Regions from separate parts of the Mus musculus genome. Here region 1 is linked to region 2. A link is a loop called in an ENCODE intact Hi-C map of the cell type or tissue named here. Cell type or tissue: left cerebral cortex. All regions are shown on one strand.

The links. Peaks named below come from ENCODE experiments on the same cell type or tissue, not always from the same donor. Only the 100,000 strongest peaks of a DNase experiment are listed, where the experiment ranks them.
Region 1: it touches region 2 in a loop (2.3-fold over the local background); 2 of 42 quality-filtered maps call a loop at or near these places.

Annotation. Positions count from the first base shown.
Region 1 is chr9:113,019,012-113,027,011 of GRCm38, reverse strand. No RefSeq gene overlaps it. Among named protein-coding and RNA genes, the nearest start is that of Gm36251, 100 kb to the left of the region's middle. In left cerebral cortex, CTCF peaks have their summits at 3,907 (motif pointing right) and 7,716 (motif pointing right); DNase peaks (open chromatin) are centred at 709, 6,736, 7,284, 7,833 and 1 more place; H3K27ac peaks cover 3,541 bases.
Region 2 is chr9:113,174,020-113,182,019 of GRCm38, reverse strand. Gm4657 (a long non-coding RNA gene) reads left to right here. Exons shown (of 3, transcript XR_871299.1): 3 at 6,769-7,928. Among named protein-coding and RNA genes, the nearest start is that of Gm4657, 22 kb to the left of the region's middle. In left cerebral cortex, a CTCF peak has its summit at 4,816; DNase peaks (open chromatin) are centred at 658, 2,071, 4,461 and 4,748; H3K27ac peaks cover 7,026 bases.

The DNA of each region.
Region 1 (8,000 bases), 160 kb after region 2:
TCACGTGCAGACAGCACAGGCTCATAGCAGATGTCCTGCTCCTCTGGCTCCTATAGTCTTTCCGCCCCTTTATGAGAATAAATGCATTCTCTAAGTATCTCTGCTCCAAATTGAGAACTGGTTCCATTTTAACTGCTGCCGAGGAAACCCTCATTGCTCTCATTTCCTCTATTTTGGACTTGGGAAGGCTTTGTCAATATTTTGGTAATGTTCATTTTTGTTCTTTGCCACCTAATAGGGGAAGTTGACAATGGTGACCGTGAACTAAGACCCAGTTTTCTTTCCTGATATATGTGTCCCTTCATCTCCCCCCTACTGCTTTCTTTAACATATTTTGCTTCTCCCCATGTCTTTACCCAGGGTGTAAACACCAGAATAGAATGCACCATAAGGACGTTTTAAATGAAGACTTAGCAGCTGCTGGGGTTTTAGATGCAGTCATGGCTGAAGGTTCATTGAAACATCAAACATTTCTACTATTTTCTTCTTCTGAAGGGCTTACTTCCCCCCACCCTTTAAAATTAAAAATATTGTTTTAATTTGACCATGTTTTTCTCCTTTCCCAACTTCCTATCTCTCTACCCACTCGAGTTTATGTACTTAATCCCTCTGTCTTAAATACACACACACACACACACACACACACACACACACACACACACATACACACAACTCATAAAAACTTGAAGTTTATTTTGTGTTGACCAAGGATGCCTGGGCACAGTGCCCATTTCCAGAGTGTTGGTCACCCAGTAACACTCCATTGTAGAAAACAGAATCTTAGCTTGTTCCTGTTTTTTTCTTTTCCCCAGTTTTTGAAAATTTAAATGTATTAGAGTTTTGTTACTTGCCCAGAGATGTAGGGAGAGTGTGCTGTTGGAGGAGGTATCTCAGGTGCCCTGCTGTGTCTTGTCCACCTCAGACTTTTGTCCTCCTCCTTGCTGCTCTCTTCAGTTACACCAAGGGATGGAAACAAATGCATCGGAGGAAACTAAGCAGGATGCAATGCCTAGAAATCCCTATGTTTCCTCTGCTTCCCCTCTGCCCATCTCCAGTCCTTCTATCTTCATCGGTTTCCTACTAGCTGTAAGCAAATCTTAGACAGTGTTGCAGTGGGTTAGGGTTGTCTTAAAAAGGATGAACTGTCAGTTAAAATGAGCTTGAGTTTTAAAACTCCATGGTTGAAGTAGGATTAAAAACAACTTGTTTAATAAATGTCTAAGTGATTTAAGCTAGATCTGGCATCTGCATACATCTGGGACATAAAGCCACAGTCAAGACAGTGGATCTAAACACTCCTGCAAATGAGTCTTCAAGTCCCTGGAGAATACCCCTTAATACTATTATCCCATAATTCAGCTTTCTGTTACTGTGATTTTAGATTTTCTAAAATAATAGATAAATAAATGAAGTTTTTATATGAATGTCATGAAACAATATGAACTCCGTTAGTGAAGGATAAAGAGAAAAGTGATTTACTGAGAAGGGGCCAATCCATCGGAAGCACATAGCCATCCCAAGCATATACATGTTCAACAATGGCTCCAATAACATCAATTAGAGATGGACACCCAAGAAGACAAAGAGAATCTCCCCACAGTGCTAGCTGGAGCCCCTGGAAATCTTCCAGTAATTAATAGAAGAACTGGACAAAGAAATCCCAGGACTATCAATAACTGCCAAACACCCTACAACAACTTTACCAAATTGAAATTTGCTGAGTATTTCACACCACAAAAGCAAGATGTGCATTCTTCAATGTGTGAACAGAAAATCTCCTAGATAGAAAATGTATAGGCACTAACCAGACAATTGAGGGGTTTTTTGGTCTGCATTTCTCTTATCTTTAATGATTTCACTATGATTCTGTATTCAGTGGCCTAAACATGCATTAATTCTTTGAAAGACACAAACTACTGAAACACATCAAATAAACAGATAACCTGAATATATCATAGAGTTTAAAGTTATTTTTAGTAAGTATACATAATGGCAGGCTTCCTTATGGCACGCACATGCCTGTGCATTATGACTCTTTGTGCTTTTCCCTCTCTATCCTGTTGGTATCCTGCTCACCCTGACATATCCTGTCCTCTCAGTCTGTTTGAATCTAGATACCTTATAGAAGAGAAAGCATTTGATATTTTTCTTTTCTTCCTCCATTGTCCCAGCTTGTTTCCTGTTCTTTTTCCCTTTAAACCTCCTTCCTTCATGTCTGCTTGTCTGTCTGTGAAAATCTAGATTCCACATATGAGAGGAAACATGTATCAGTTTTCCTTACAGTGGTTTGTAATTTTTAACTGGGTGATCCCTACATTCACTCTTTCTCTAGGTCAACATAGCTTTGTTCTTCCTCATGGTTGGAGGATATTCCATTGTGAATGCATGATATAGTTCCTTTATCCATTCATCACTTCATGGACTGCTAGGCTGTAAAATATCAAGTTTAGATATTGAAGGACATAGATATGACTCACCAAACTTGTATAAATAATATATATTGAATTATATCTAGCATTTTAGACAATAACTTAGTCAAAATGGATCATTGACTAAATGTATACCCTAATAGTATAGAACTTTTAGGGAAAAAAGTAATATTTGGATACACAAAAGTTTCTAGTCCTAGCATCAAGAAATGCAATATTTGATCTGTGAAATCCATGATATGGGTTGGTAATAGAGTAGAAATGAAAAGTATGGGAGGGAAAAGAATGCTTGAGTCTGCTGTCTAATGTAGGACATACAGCATAGCAAACCCCTATACTCTATACTAAAGTACAAAACTGAGGGGAAATGTCAGCAAACTTTCTCACTGACACAGTAGCAAAGAGAAAAGAAACATAAAAAATACCCATGGCAGGAAACCCTATCTCCAGTCAGTTAAAGTCCTAAGAGTTTCTGGAAGTTAAAGATCTAATGAAAGAGCATGCACACGTATTCAAAAGGAAAAGCAAACAAAAACAAACAAACAAATAAACAAAAAACAGAAATAGCAAAAGCCATGAAATAAACCCAAAGCAACAACCTTGTGTTCAAGATAGAGAGTGCCTGGACATGCCAGACATTTCTGATGGGAATGCAAACTGGGACAGCCACAATGAAAATTTAGTTCATAATTTTATAAAGAAATAAATATAGTCACTGCACAGCACATTTTATTTCTTTGGCATATAGGAATAAAACTTGCATTTGTGCAAAAATGTCATGAATTTTTCACTGGATAAATGAATACCTATAACAGTATGCTTGGTAACCTTACAAACTGAAGGTAACTCATTTCCTTGGTGGATGGATAACCAAACAACCTACTGCAAATCTATCCAACAGAATATTATATAACAATTTTAAACAGTATTCTTTTAAATTTAAATTTAAACAGCATACATGAACCCTATGCACATTATAGTAAACTAAAAATTTGTGCTCAGAAAGTTATGTGTTATATTATTTATTAAACAATAAATGGAAAAGACAAAGCCATCACAGAAAAATAGGACAGTGGTTTAGTTGGCAGGGACTAGGGTGCAGAGAGGTTATGGCTTCAAGTGGACATTTAGGGGAAATTTTTATTTTACTATGAGCTTTAAAATACTCTATCCTGATGGCTGAAATGATTATGCAACTCTATATGTTCGATGGAATGTATTGTTTTAAAAATGACAATGTAGCAATGTGAGAAAAGGGGTTCCAGCAAGAGAGGAAGTAGAAGCAGGAAGAAAGGAAGGAGATGATAACACAAATGTGTAAAATTCATTATGTAAATGAACAAAATCAAAATAATAAAACAAGAACTAAGACATGCTTATAGACGTAAAAAACAAATATTGCAGCAGATTTCTTTTAAAATTTATTATCTGTAATTGTGTTGATGTGAATATGTGCACATGAGTGCACTGCTCACAGAGGCCCGTAGAGGGCATCAGTTTCCCTGGAGCTGTAGTTACATGTGATGTGAACTGCATGTGTACTGTTAACAGAACCCTGGTTCTCTGTAAGAATCGCAAACATGCTTATTGTTAAGCCATCTCTACAAACTCTAGATGTCTTGAAAGAGGACCTTTGCTTTTGTCTTTTTAAATTAATATTATTATTATTATTTTTATTTTTGGTAAAGGCAAACTCTCACTTTGTGAAACCTTAAGACAGTTTCCACTACGAGAGCCAAGAAGAGCTAAGTATTACTTGTGAGTGCTATGAGAGTCTGTAATTTTTCTGGTCACCCACCGATCCATCAATGTGATAATCTGAAAAAATAAATGCATCTGTGCCAGAGAAGAGTTCATCTCCCAAGAAAAAACACTAATCACAATCACCCCTTTCAGGCTGTGAGCTTAGGATAGCAAGAGATTGATAGTTTGATCAGAGAGGCCAATTTTGCTCAAATAGCCAGACTCTGGGATGCCCATGGCAACGTAATTATCAGAACATCCATGAAATAATGGGAGAAGCTGGGTATGTAGGAGCTGCAGGCAAGAGAGCAGAGTTCATCAGACCTTGCTTTGCAGTTCTGATAAGCCCATAACTGGCTTTGAGCTTGTGGCACGTGTGTGTGTGTGTGTGTGTGTGTGTGTGTGTGTGTGTGTTGCTTTCAGCTGGCTCAGTCCTAAAGCTAATATGCATATTATTGCTCTGCTGGATTTCAGGCCCTTTCTCATTAAAGGCATTCGTAGTAATTAAAAATTGTTCATCAAATATCATGTCCAGTTGCCATGGAATCTTTCCCAGCCTCTATAATTGCAACCAGAGAGCCCAGAACCATCATTTAGATTAACTGGATTGATTCAGAATGGTAGAGTTGATGGGGAAGTCAGGTCTATCGAGATGAATACTAAGCTGAGCTGGCATTCTTCTCCTCTTGACTTTGCCCACAAAAGGTAGTGACTGTGAGCACAAGTGCTAAATTCTCTTTGCAAGCTGGCCAGTGCTGAGCTCTGCCTGTGCATGATGGTTTGTGCCTGCTGTGAGCAGTCCTGCCAAGAAAGAGAGCCAGATACATTCAGTCTTGATGCTAGCAAGGTGCCCTCGAGATGCCGGCTGTGAAGTGTGGCAGAGTCACTAGGTATGGACCAGCTCAGAGATGCTCTCTTTCCTGAAGTTCTAGACTGTTCTCTTTGGCTGCCTTCTGGTTGTCATGCATTTTATGACTGGAGTTCTTTCCTACCTCAAACCCTTCTGTCTTACACTGAAATCTATACATCAGTCTGACATGATGTAAAAACTGGTTTTATGCTTTTAATCTAGAGAAAGACTACTTCTGTACTTTGACTTTGTGTAGTTCAGGACAGATGGCTGGTCTGGTTTATGTTGGCTTTGCTCACGTAGGCCTGGGTAAGATGTTTCACTGCACATAGGATCCTATTTAAGGCAACTTGAATAGGTCCTGCATGTGGTTCACAAGATGAACACAGGGGAAGACAGAGGTATGAGAACTGGCACTGAGTTGGATATTTGTCCCCTCTGCCATTTCACTGACTTTCAAGTTGCTATAAAAATGGCACAGTGAAGAGCTTTAGATGCCTACAGTAGAAGGATCTGCCTTCTTTTAAAAGGATGATTTTTATTTGTGTGTGTGCATGCGTGTGAAAGATTTCCCTTTCTATATCAAGTTTTGTTGAAAATGACCCAATGAAAAGATTAAATATATGAATGAAATGAAAATATCAGTCATTAAAAGTCAACAAAATGATATTAAATGATAATATAATACCTTGTGCAAACTCATCATGCATACTTGCATGTGAATTCTAAAGAAATGTGGCAACTGTAGAATACATAAAATAGAAACAATGGTAAGAAGATTAGCAGGTTGCTATGCAATGCCTTTTGCTGTCTAGAGCTTAGGAAAATGTGGGTTCACATGTTTTCCTTTTGTTGGTACATAGCATGGTAGAGAGACTTCCAGAAATAGTTTGGCTACATATCAAGTTGCCTCATTACAGCAATTTCGCCAAAGAGTATGAAGGAAGAGCCACTTAAGTTTATGAGCCACATGACTATTACTAGTGGGTGTATGATAAAGTAGTAGTATCAAATAAACAGGAATAAATAAGAAACTAAAATAAATTAGTATGTTTTATGATGAGCTAGATTTCAGAGACTTAATTAAAATAGTCTCCCTTATAGCAACTATTTAAGACATTAGTATGTGCTTAGATATATGTTCAGTGTTATGGTTTGTATAGCCCAGGGAGTGTCACTATTAGAAAGTGTTGGAGTAGGTGTGTCACTGTGGATGTGGGCTTTAAGACCCTCATTCTAGCTGACTGGAAGCCAGTATCCTGCCATCAGCCTTCACATGAAGATGTAGACTTCTCAGATCCTCCTGCACCATGATGCCTGGATGCTGCCATGTTCTTGCCTTGATGATAATGGAGTGAACCTCTGACCCTGTAAGCCAGCCCCAATTAAATGTTGTCCTTATGAGAGCTGCCTTGGTCATAGTGTCTGTTCACAACAGTAAAACTTTAAGACATTCACCAATAAAGAAATGAACATAAAATATTCCATAATCAGAAATTTTTTTTATGTGTTCGTGTTTGTGGTGTGCATGCATGTATGTGCACATTCACTAGTGTGTATTTGGGTCTGTATGCATATGTGTGCACTTGTGTGTGGAATACAGAAATTGAAATGTAGTTTCTTCTTCTATTTCTTTCTACATAGCTTAGTGAGGCAACGTTTCTCAGCTAGCCCAGAGCTCACCACTTCTGGCTAGTCTAACTAGACAGCTTGCCTTGGGGATCTCCTGTTTCTACTTCTGGAGCGAACACGCAAAGCCTCGGTGCCTGCTCAGCCTTTATGTTGGTTCTGGTCACCTGAATTCCACTTCTCTTCTTGCAAAGCAAGTGTGCTAACCACTGGGCAACTCTTGTTGCCCACAGCTGGGTAAAATTATGTACATAGGTTACGAAAGGAAATACCTTTAATCAGTGGGAGGAGAGAAATTTTATTTTTCTCCCTTTGATTGTTTTTGGAATGTTTTCCATCGAACATCTTTTACTTAGTAGGAAAATTCACTGAACCAAACAGCCTGGAGTCTTCAGTGTCCCTGTGACCAGGGTCATCTGATGCTTTTCTTTTTTAGTGCCGGCTTCCTGCAGGAAACACAGGGACTGTTTTAGATGGACAGCTTTATTCTCCTCTGAAGGGTCCCTGGTGGTATCTGTTCTCACAGAGAGAAAGTTTAAAGGTTTATTTCAGAAAAGACTCTTGTCATCTATCCAGTTGGGCACTTAAATTGATTCTTGGCTTTATTTCCAGGACGGAGCAGACATTTTCCTCCGAGATTTCCTCCGTTTATGCTCAGAAGCTGCTGGTATGAGCAGATGGTCCCAGGGATGCAGGCAGTAATTTGCTGCCCTAAACTGATCCTCACGGAGTGGCGCCCACTGTTGCATTCACTGCCTGTTTTTCAAGCTGACCATGATCCCTCCCACACATCCATGACCCCCCCCCCCCGGCCCAACCCTGGTCTTCCCTAAACATTTCCTGTACTTTAAATTATATGGGCCTAAGACAGAATATCTGTGCATATCTCATAGAGATAATGTTCAGCTTTTACTAAAAGGAACAAACATTTCAAAGTCAGAAAATTCTATTCTTGTATTCTTTCTTTCTGTTGGTTGGCTTATTTTACATTTGTTTATTGCGTGTGTATGAATGTTTTTCCTGCATGTATGTTTGTGAACTCTGTGTGTGGGGGCCAGAAGAGGGCGTCAGATATCCTGGAACTGGAATTGTGGACAGTTGTGAGTTGCCGTCTGGGTGCTGGGAAGAGAACTTCTGCAAGAGCAATATGCACTTTTGACTGCTGACCCTGCCCCCCTTAGCCCTCAGTGGTGTTTTAAATTAATTTTTGGTATACACGGTTTTTCTTTGGTTCATGTGGTTCTCACTGATCTGTCTCATACTTTCCCCATTCCTCTTTCTGTTGTCACCATGAGTCAGTTCTCTGAGACCTTAGTCTGTTGCATTTCCGGACTAAAAGTTCTGCTTGT
Region 2 (8,000 bases):
GAGAAAGTAGCCAAGGAGCTAAAGGGATCTGCAACCCTATAGGTGGAACAACATTATGAGCTAACCAGTACCCCGGAGCTCTTGACTCTAGCTGCATATATATCAAAAGATGGCCTAGTCGGCCATCACTGGAAAGAGAGGCCCATTGGACTTGCAAACTTTATATGCCCCAGTACAGGGGAATACCAGGGCCAAAAAGGGGGAGTGGGTGGGCAGGGGAGTGGGGGTGGGTGGATATGGGGGACTTTTGGTATAGCATTGGAAATGTAAATGAGTTAAATACCTAATAAAAAATGGAAAAAAAAAAAAAAAAGAAAAAGAAATGCCTACAAATGCACATGGTGAAGAGAGGAAAGGCAAGGCCAGGATGGGATCTCATGGCTGAGGGCACCATGACAATGTGTTGAGGCTTCAAATGCTTCTAGAAGTCTGAGATCAGTGACAGTCCAGACCATCTATGGGATTGAGGAAGTAGCAGTTGGTGGTGGCAGTGGTATTTACCGGGAGACTTAAGACCCCGAACACTCCTTGAGAATTGTGAAGCATCATGGCAGAGAAGCATGGGCTTCCAGTACAGGAGGTAGGGAGTGTTTGCTTTGTGCTGATGAAAGCAGGATGTGGGGACAGACGTTCGCCACTGCGTATTCACAGCTTCTCAGTTGCCTCCGACAGATAACAGAACATCAGCATTTTAAATAGACACCCCTGTGCTCATGATGAATTTATTTTTAACACTCTTATATCCTCATCTCAAAATTAGCCTCCAGTGAGCTCGGAGAGATTGCCTGAAATTTGTCAGGAGCATAAATAAAATCAGGAAAAACGAAAGGCAGTGAAAGAGGGGCTCAAAGTTACAGGTCATTGCTAGGTGAGAGGAAAGAGTCACGGCGACTGGATGGCAATGCCAGGTCAGAAAACGGATTCACCGTGGCAAGAGGCTTTAATCTCAGAGTCTGTTTTGGGTAGTGTCAACTGTGGCACAGCTTCTTGCAGAACAAAATAGATTTTACAACTAATAGTTTCATCCTGTTTTTTTTAAAAAAAAAAGGAAAGGAAACTAATAAAATAAGAGAAGAAGTGTGGTTGCTGGGGAAACCAAAGCTAGAGGCAGTGTGTTTAATAAATCAGCATAGTTGGGAGCATGGCATACTGCAGGTGACCCTGGCGGTGTGTGGGGAGGAGTGGACTCTGAATCCAGGTCACTGGTGACATCTCCTAAGGCATTAACAGAGTTCTGCAGATATACAGACAGGAGTCTCTCATCACCATGGGAACAGTGGTAGGTCATCAGAAGTAAAGTTTGGGGCTCTACCATTTTATGTACAGTGTTGTCTCCCTTGCTCAGCTCGCCCTGCTCCAGAGAGCCACATAGCTCCTGCCCATGTTCTTAGTCCTTCATCTCTGAATCCTCCCAATGAAACCTTCTCCAAGGAGCCTATTTAGCATCCTACACATAGATGCTCTCCAGATCTCTCTGCCCTGCCCTTTCCTATCTCTTCCCCATAGCACTTATTAGAGTATAATGTTTTATTAAATCGTAGTTGCTCATAACAGCTATTTTGCTTACTTTAAATAATAATTTTAAGTTTTGAACTTATGTGTAGTGTGTCTGTGTGTGATGGTATCGTTAAAGGCCAGGAGAAGAGAATCAGATCGCTGAGCTGCCTGCCACGGGTGCTGGGAATAAAACCTGGTCCTCTTCAAAAGCAATGTTCACTTCTAACCACTTCTCCATCTCTCCAAACCGGATTTTGGCTGCTTTGATCACTGCCGTGTTCCAATACATAGCATGCTTGGCACAGAGTCATTCTGTAAGCATTCTCTGGGTGGCTGGAGGACTCAATTTTGGGTCCGTGATAGCTTTCTGGGTCTGGAGAAATGAACCCTTCCTTTCAAGCCACTGCATAGTGCTCTCTGCCCCCCAGATTCTTCACACAAAGCCTGCTCAGTGCCATTCAAAGTTGACCTCATTATCCTTAGTCCTTAGCCTGCTCTTAGGGCTTCCTGGATCTCTACTCTGAGCCCTCTCTCTGCCATGACACAACTTTGTCCTTCCAACTGTCTGGCAGGCTAAAGGCTGGAGTATTCCTGAAATCTGTGGGTATTTGGAACACCAGAGCCTCAGAAGAGCCTGCAGAAAAACCTGGATTGCATTTCTCCAGAACTTGGAAAGTGTGGTCCCAGCTAGCCTGATGGATTCCTTCCCTCTGCATAATGAAGAATTAAGAGACAAGAGAGTAGCTCAGGCCAAGGTCAAAGTGAAGTTTATTGTCATGCTTTATCTAAGTAGAGGAGGGGCCCCAGAACCAAGAGTCTACCAACTCTAAGGGACTCTGCTTACTTATTTGAGTTTGTGTATCCCCCTGTTCTCCTTTTGGACTGAAGGTACTCATATGTGCCTTATGGTGAGGGGACTGGGTTCCCGCATCTGTCTAGGAATACAGAAATAGCTGCAATAGACCAATGCCCCTTCCTTGGTGCATGTGTTCAAAAACATTCACTGGTTGGCTGGGGTTAATGATAGTCCAACCCTTTAATATCCTCATTGGTGTAACAGAGAAAGAGAACTTACTACAGGTGGAAACAAATTTTCTACTCATTTGGGGAAATGAAACTTACTGTAGGGCTCAAAGAAACCTGTGTAGGGGGGCATGTAATCTGTACAGAGATCTGGGCTTGCAGAGATCAAGTGGGGGACTGTGGATTTATGTAGTGCTTGTATATATTGTCACATATATGGGTTGGATGTGGATCTGTCTACTCTTGTGATTCTACTGTGGATCTCACTAGGCAATCACAAATATTAAATGTTCTCCTTGGGTTGCTCCGTGAATGAGTGCTAAGGTTGGGATTTGGATATGAGTGTGTTCATGTTTCCAGTTCTGCTCCATTAAATCAATTCCTTCTGTTCTGTGAATTGTGGGTAAAACCACACACTGATATACAGCCTGTGACAAGGGCGTGCAGCCCTGCCGTTCTTTTTCTGCAGTTAGTTACCTGTGCAAGATGTCCTCACTCAATGGTTATAGCAGATGTGTTTCTCCTTCTGGGCTTTGTTTGTTTGTTTGTTTCCATTTCTTTGTTTGCAGCATCGACCATTAATTTTTCTTTTCTATGACTTCCGAACATTCCAGTTTTATGAATGTTTCACATAAAGAAAAGAAAAGAAAAGAAAAGAAAAGAAAAGAAAAGAAGCCGGGCGTGGTGGCGCATGCCTTTAATCCCAGCACTCAGGAGGCAGAGGCAGTCGGATTTCTGAGTTCGAGGCCAGCCTGGTCTACAAAGTGAGTTCCAGGACAGCCAGGGCTACACAGAGAAACCCTGTCTCGAAAAACCAAAAAAAAAAAAAAAGAAGAAGAAGAAGAAGAAGAAGAAAGAAAGAAAATAGAAGGAAGTAAAGGAAGAAAGACAAGACAAGGAAGAAATGAAGAAAGAAAGAAAGAGAGAGGAAGGAAGGAAGGAAGCAAGGAAGGAAGGAAAAAGCAAAAGAAAGAGGTACTTCCTGTGAAGACGCGCACCCTGGAAAAGGCTCGCGTAGCCCAGGCTGTCCTTGAGCTTACTATGTAGCTGGGGATGACCTTAAACTCTTTTAAATTTCCTAATGTATATGCATGTTTTATCTGCATGTGTGTCTATGTGCACACTTGATAACCATGGAAGACAAAAGAGAGCCTTGGATCCCCTGGGAGTGGAGCTGCAGGTGGTTGTGAGCTACCCTATGGGTGGGAAACAAGGCTAGGTTCTCTGGAAGAACAGCCAGTATTCTTAATGTCTAAGCCATGTCTCCAGCCTGACCTTTCGATTGCTGCCTCCTCCACTCAAGGACTGGGATCACAGGCACGCACCTCCACAACAGACTATATTTTGTCAGTTCTTGAAATCTGAGTTGTGCACACTCCCTTCCACAACAAAGACAGCTCTGAGGCAAGCTTTGCAAACCCTTTCCGGTCCCAAGGTCTCCCTGCTTGTAGAGAATCTGAGCACAGTTTAGGTGGGCACAGCTGCGAGGCATTGTGGGAAGAGATGCAGAGTAGGGTCTGAGACTCCAGGAATAAAGTTTTTATTGTTACCCCAGCTTTGCAAAGAGTTGCTCAAAAATTAGGCTTCTGTCATTCTTTTACACGAGGCCCTCTGAAAAGCAACATGTCTGCAGGCACGCCGTGACTGGGAAGTCTAGGGGCCTGGAGGCTCAGGGGTTGACGGTGCCAATTAACAGAAAGAGTGCAGGCTTGTAAAAGGGCTGCCAGGGACTGGCAGGTCTTCTCTGCTTCATTAGGGTAACTTTGAAAAGGTTGTAGGCAAATGGCACCTTTCACTTTTAAAATCCAACTGGTGGCTTCCTAACCATTTTAAAAGCTTGATTTTTGAGCTGTCCACTGTAGCAAGGACATGGCCAAAGCTAGCATTACTCAGAACCCCGTGGCACGAGGAGTCTATATCTTTCAACGCCTCCGTCTTGCTCGCCATACTTTTGTTAGCTTCCTCCTCCTTGACACTTCCCTTAACCCACCCCCACCGCCCTCCTCCCAGTGAAAGCCCACGCCATATCCCAAGTCTGTTGCGGAGAACAGACTGGAAGACATCTGCCTCTTGCCTTTTTTTCTTTTCTTTTTTTTTTTTTTTTAATTCCTCTAATTGATGGAGCCAAGACTCCACACCACAGCTCTGCTCCCTGAACAAACCAAATGGTGGCTGTTGGCAGCATATTGACAGCTTGCTAATGAAGGGATCCTTGACAGCGTGACAACCTGCCTGGGCTGCCTCAGGAAGCCAAGTCCGCCCCCATACCAGCCCCGAGTAATTAACAGGTGGGGGAAAATAGCAAGAAGCTGCCACTGGGGAGAAGAGAAATATACTCAACCAAATGAATTATGTAGATTTTAAAAAAGATTTTGATTCTGTACTATCTTTCTTATTTCTTGCTAGCAAGCTCCCCTGGAAAGAGTGTTGACTTGGGGGCCAGATGAGCGTGGGTTTGCGGCTCAGTCTGGTGGCCTCCCCTTTCCCTGGCTTTCGAAGCCTTTGCTTCCTGGTCCTTTAGTTTGTGAGACCTGACTGGGTACAATTTGTAAAAACACACTCATAGATGACACTTATCTGTCATAAATTGTTATAAAAAATTCTCTTTTTTTGAGGATTGATTGGCTCAAGTGTTCTTACATATCTATTTCTACCAGTGTTTGATTTAACAAACAATCAGACAAACAAAAATCATGAAGTTTGGTTTTTGTTTTCTGGAGAGCATTAATCGTATGTTTGCGAGTTTGTGTGTGTGTGTGTGTGTGTGTGTGTATACATGTGAGTTTGTATGTGGAAGTCAGGGGTCAATGGCAGGTGCTGTTTCTCTAGAGTTGTCTGTCTGGTTCTTTCTCTTGGACACAGGATCTCTTTGTGAACCTGTAGCTCACTGATTAGGGGAGAGCTGGTGGCAACAGAGTCCCAGAAATCCTCCTGTCTCTTCCTTGGCAGCACTGTGATTGCAAGAACACACCTGACATTTTTTATTATAATAATAATTAGATATTTTTATTTACATTTCAAATGTTATCCCTTTCCTAGTTTCCCCTCCGAAAATCCCCTATCCTCTCCCCCCTCCTCCTGCTCCCTAACCCACCCACTCCCACTTCTTGGTCCAGGCATTCCCCTATACTGGGGCATAGAACCTTCACAGGACCAAGGGCCTCTCCTCCCATTGATGAACAACTAGGTCATCCTCTGCTACATACGCAGCTAGAGCCATGAGTCTCTCCGTGTGTTTTCTTTGGTTGATGGTTTAGTCCCAGGGAGCTCTGGGGTTACTGATTAGTTCATATTGTTGTTCCTCCTAGGGGGCTGGAAGCACAGAGTACCCAATGAAGGAGCTAGAGAAAGCACACCTGACTTCTTATGTGTGTCGGAGATCCACACTTAGTCTTGATGCTTGTGCCGCAAGCGCTTTCCTGACTGAACCATTTCCTCAGCCCCATGGGCTTTGATCTTCGGCATGTTCATAGCATTTTAAATGATTGTATTTTCCTGGTGAACTAACCCCTGTATCATCAGAGGGTAGCTCCACCCTTCCAAATCTCTTGTCATTCTTTCTGTCCTACCTTATGTGTAGTTGGTTTATTTTATGTTTCTGTGTTTTGGGGTGAAAATTGTGTGCAGAGAACAGACAGGCTTAGGCTTGGCTCAGGCTGGCTCAGGTACCACACTCATCTCTTCAATAGCCTCTCTCCAACTCCACCAAGCCCCCAAATAGTCACTGTATCACTGTAAAGAACCCTTGGAGCCCAGCATATGATTCACCTGATTGGACCCCTCCCCCCCCCCCCCCCCAGCTCTGACAGACACCAGGAAAGCAACAGACGCAATGTCTCAAGACCTAAATTTGTAGCTCCTGGTGTTTCACCAAGGGCTGGCTTTAATTTAGGAGACATTCAAGATGATTTAAAGCAATTGCTTTCAAGCTTCCTTGAGGCTTAGATTCCCTTATGAGTTGATGAAAGCTCTGGACTCTCTTCGGGGGGGGGGGGGGAGCCACAAACATATACTTTTAAACAATCCTGGCCCATTCAGTGTATCTCTCAAAGCTGTGAGTGTGCCTCTGTTTAAACATCTATGTTATAAATGCCAGGGAGTGAAAGGAAGTCTTCACTTATGTATTCTTTCATTTATGTATGCATTTGTATCTTAGTTTGTTTAATTGTTATTTTAAACAGTAGCTCACTCTGTAGTCCTAGCTGAGACAGAACTCACTATGTGTATCTATCTCATCTTGAATTACAGGTGATCCTCTTACCCCAGCTTCTTTAGATAAGGATTATCGGCATGAATCACCATACCTGGTAGAGATTGAGACTTTAAATGATTTCAAACTGATTTGTCAGAAGACAGATTGTGAAATTCTGGCAGAAAATTGGCTGCACAGCAAGCTGGTAGGCAGCATTCTTTCATGGTCTCTGCTTCAGATCTTGCCTTTGGGTCCCTGCCTTGATTTCCTGTGATGATGGACTTACAAAGCATAATGTGAAGTGCTGTCCCTACCCTGCCCTTCCTTAGAGTTGGCTGATTGCTCTGGCCTATGGTGGAACCAGGTTTACCAGGAAGACCATGGCTGAGTGGACTCCCTTGTGCGCAGTGGGGGCCTGAGCTATTGACTAGGTAATAAGTACAATGGACCCACCAAGCCATAGCTGAAGCACTCAACTCCTGTGCTCAAAGGAGGCCTCCCAAAGCTCAGAGCGTGCTCCAGGCTTCCCTCAAGAGAAACCCAAGGAGAAAAGTTCACAGAACATGGGAGAAGACCATCAGAAGAAAGGATTAGGATGTCCCAGAGAGAGAACATTTACACCAAGAAGATCAGCTGAAAACATGCTTCAGCAGAGGTGTACTGAAAATTCTCAGAATAAAAGAAAGAGACAGAATCCATTTGAAAGTAGATGGTGCGATATGAAAGGCCAACCGGAAAACAATTACTTCTGGTAGAAAAAGAATCATTGCATCAGATGTGGGGGAGTAGTTACAGGCACACTGTACAACAGAAAAGACTAGAAAATGGAAAAAAAAACATTTGTGATGGTTAATCTCAGGTGTCTTGATCGCATCTAGAATAAACTAAAATCTAAGCTGCGGGGCAGACCTGAGAGGGGTTTTCTTATTCAGAGAATTTGTAGCAAGACCAATGCTAAGTCTGGACCACACCTTCTGGTGGCAGTCAAGATGAAAGGACACGGAAGAAGGAAATATCTTTGTCCCTGCTGACCCTCACTCTTACTGGAAAGTTCAACTAGCCCCGTGTTGCAGAATTTATTCATGGGTATTAGAACCGACTTCTTTGGGATGCTAATGTACCCTGAAGAACAGCAGCTCTCCAAGAACCCTCAGAACTCAGCACTAGACTGGGATTGAACACCTCTCAGATTCTTTTTAAAAAAATATTTATTTAACGTGCATTCACTTTTTTTTTTTTTTTGCCTGCACATATGTCTGTGTGAAGGTGTTGGATCCCTGAAACTCGA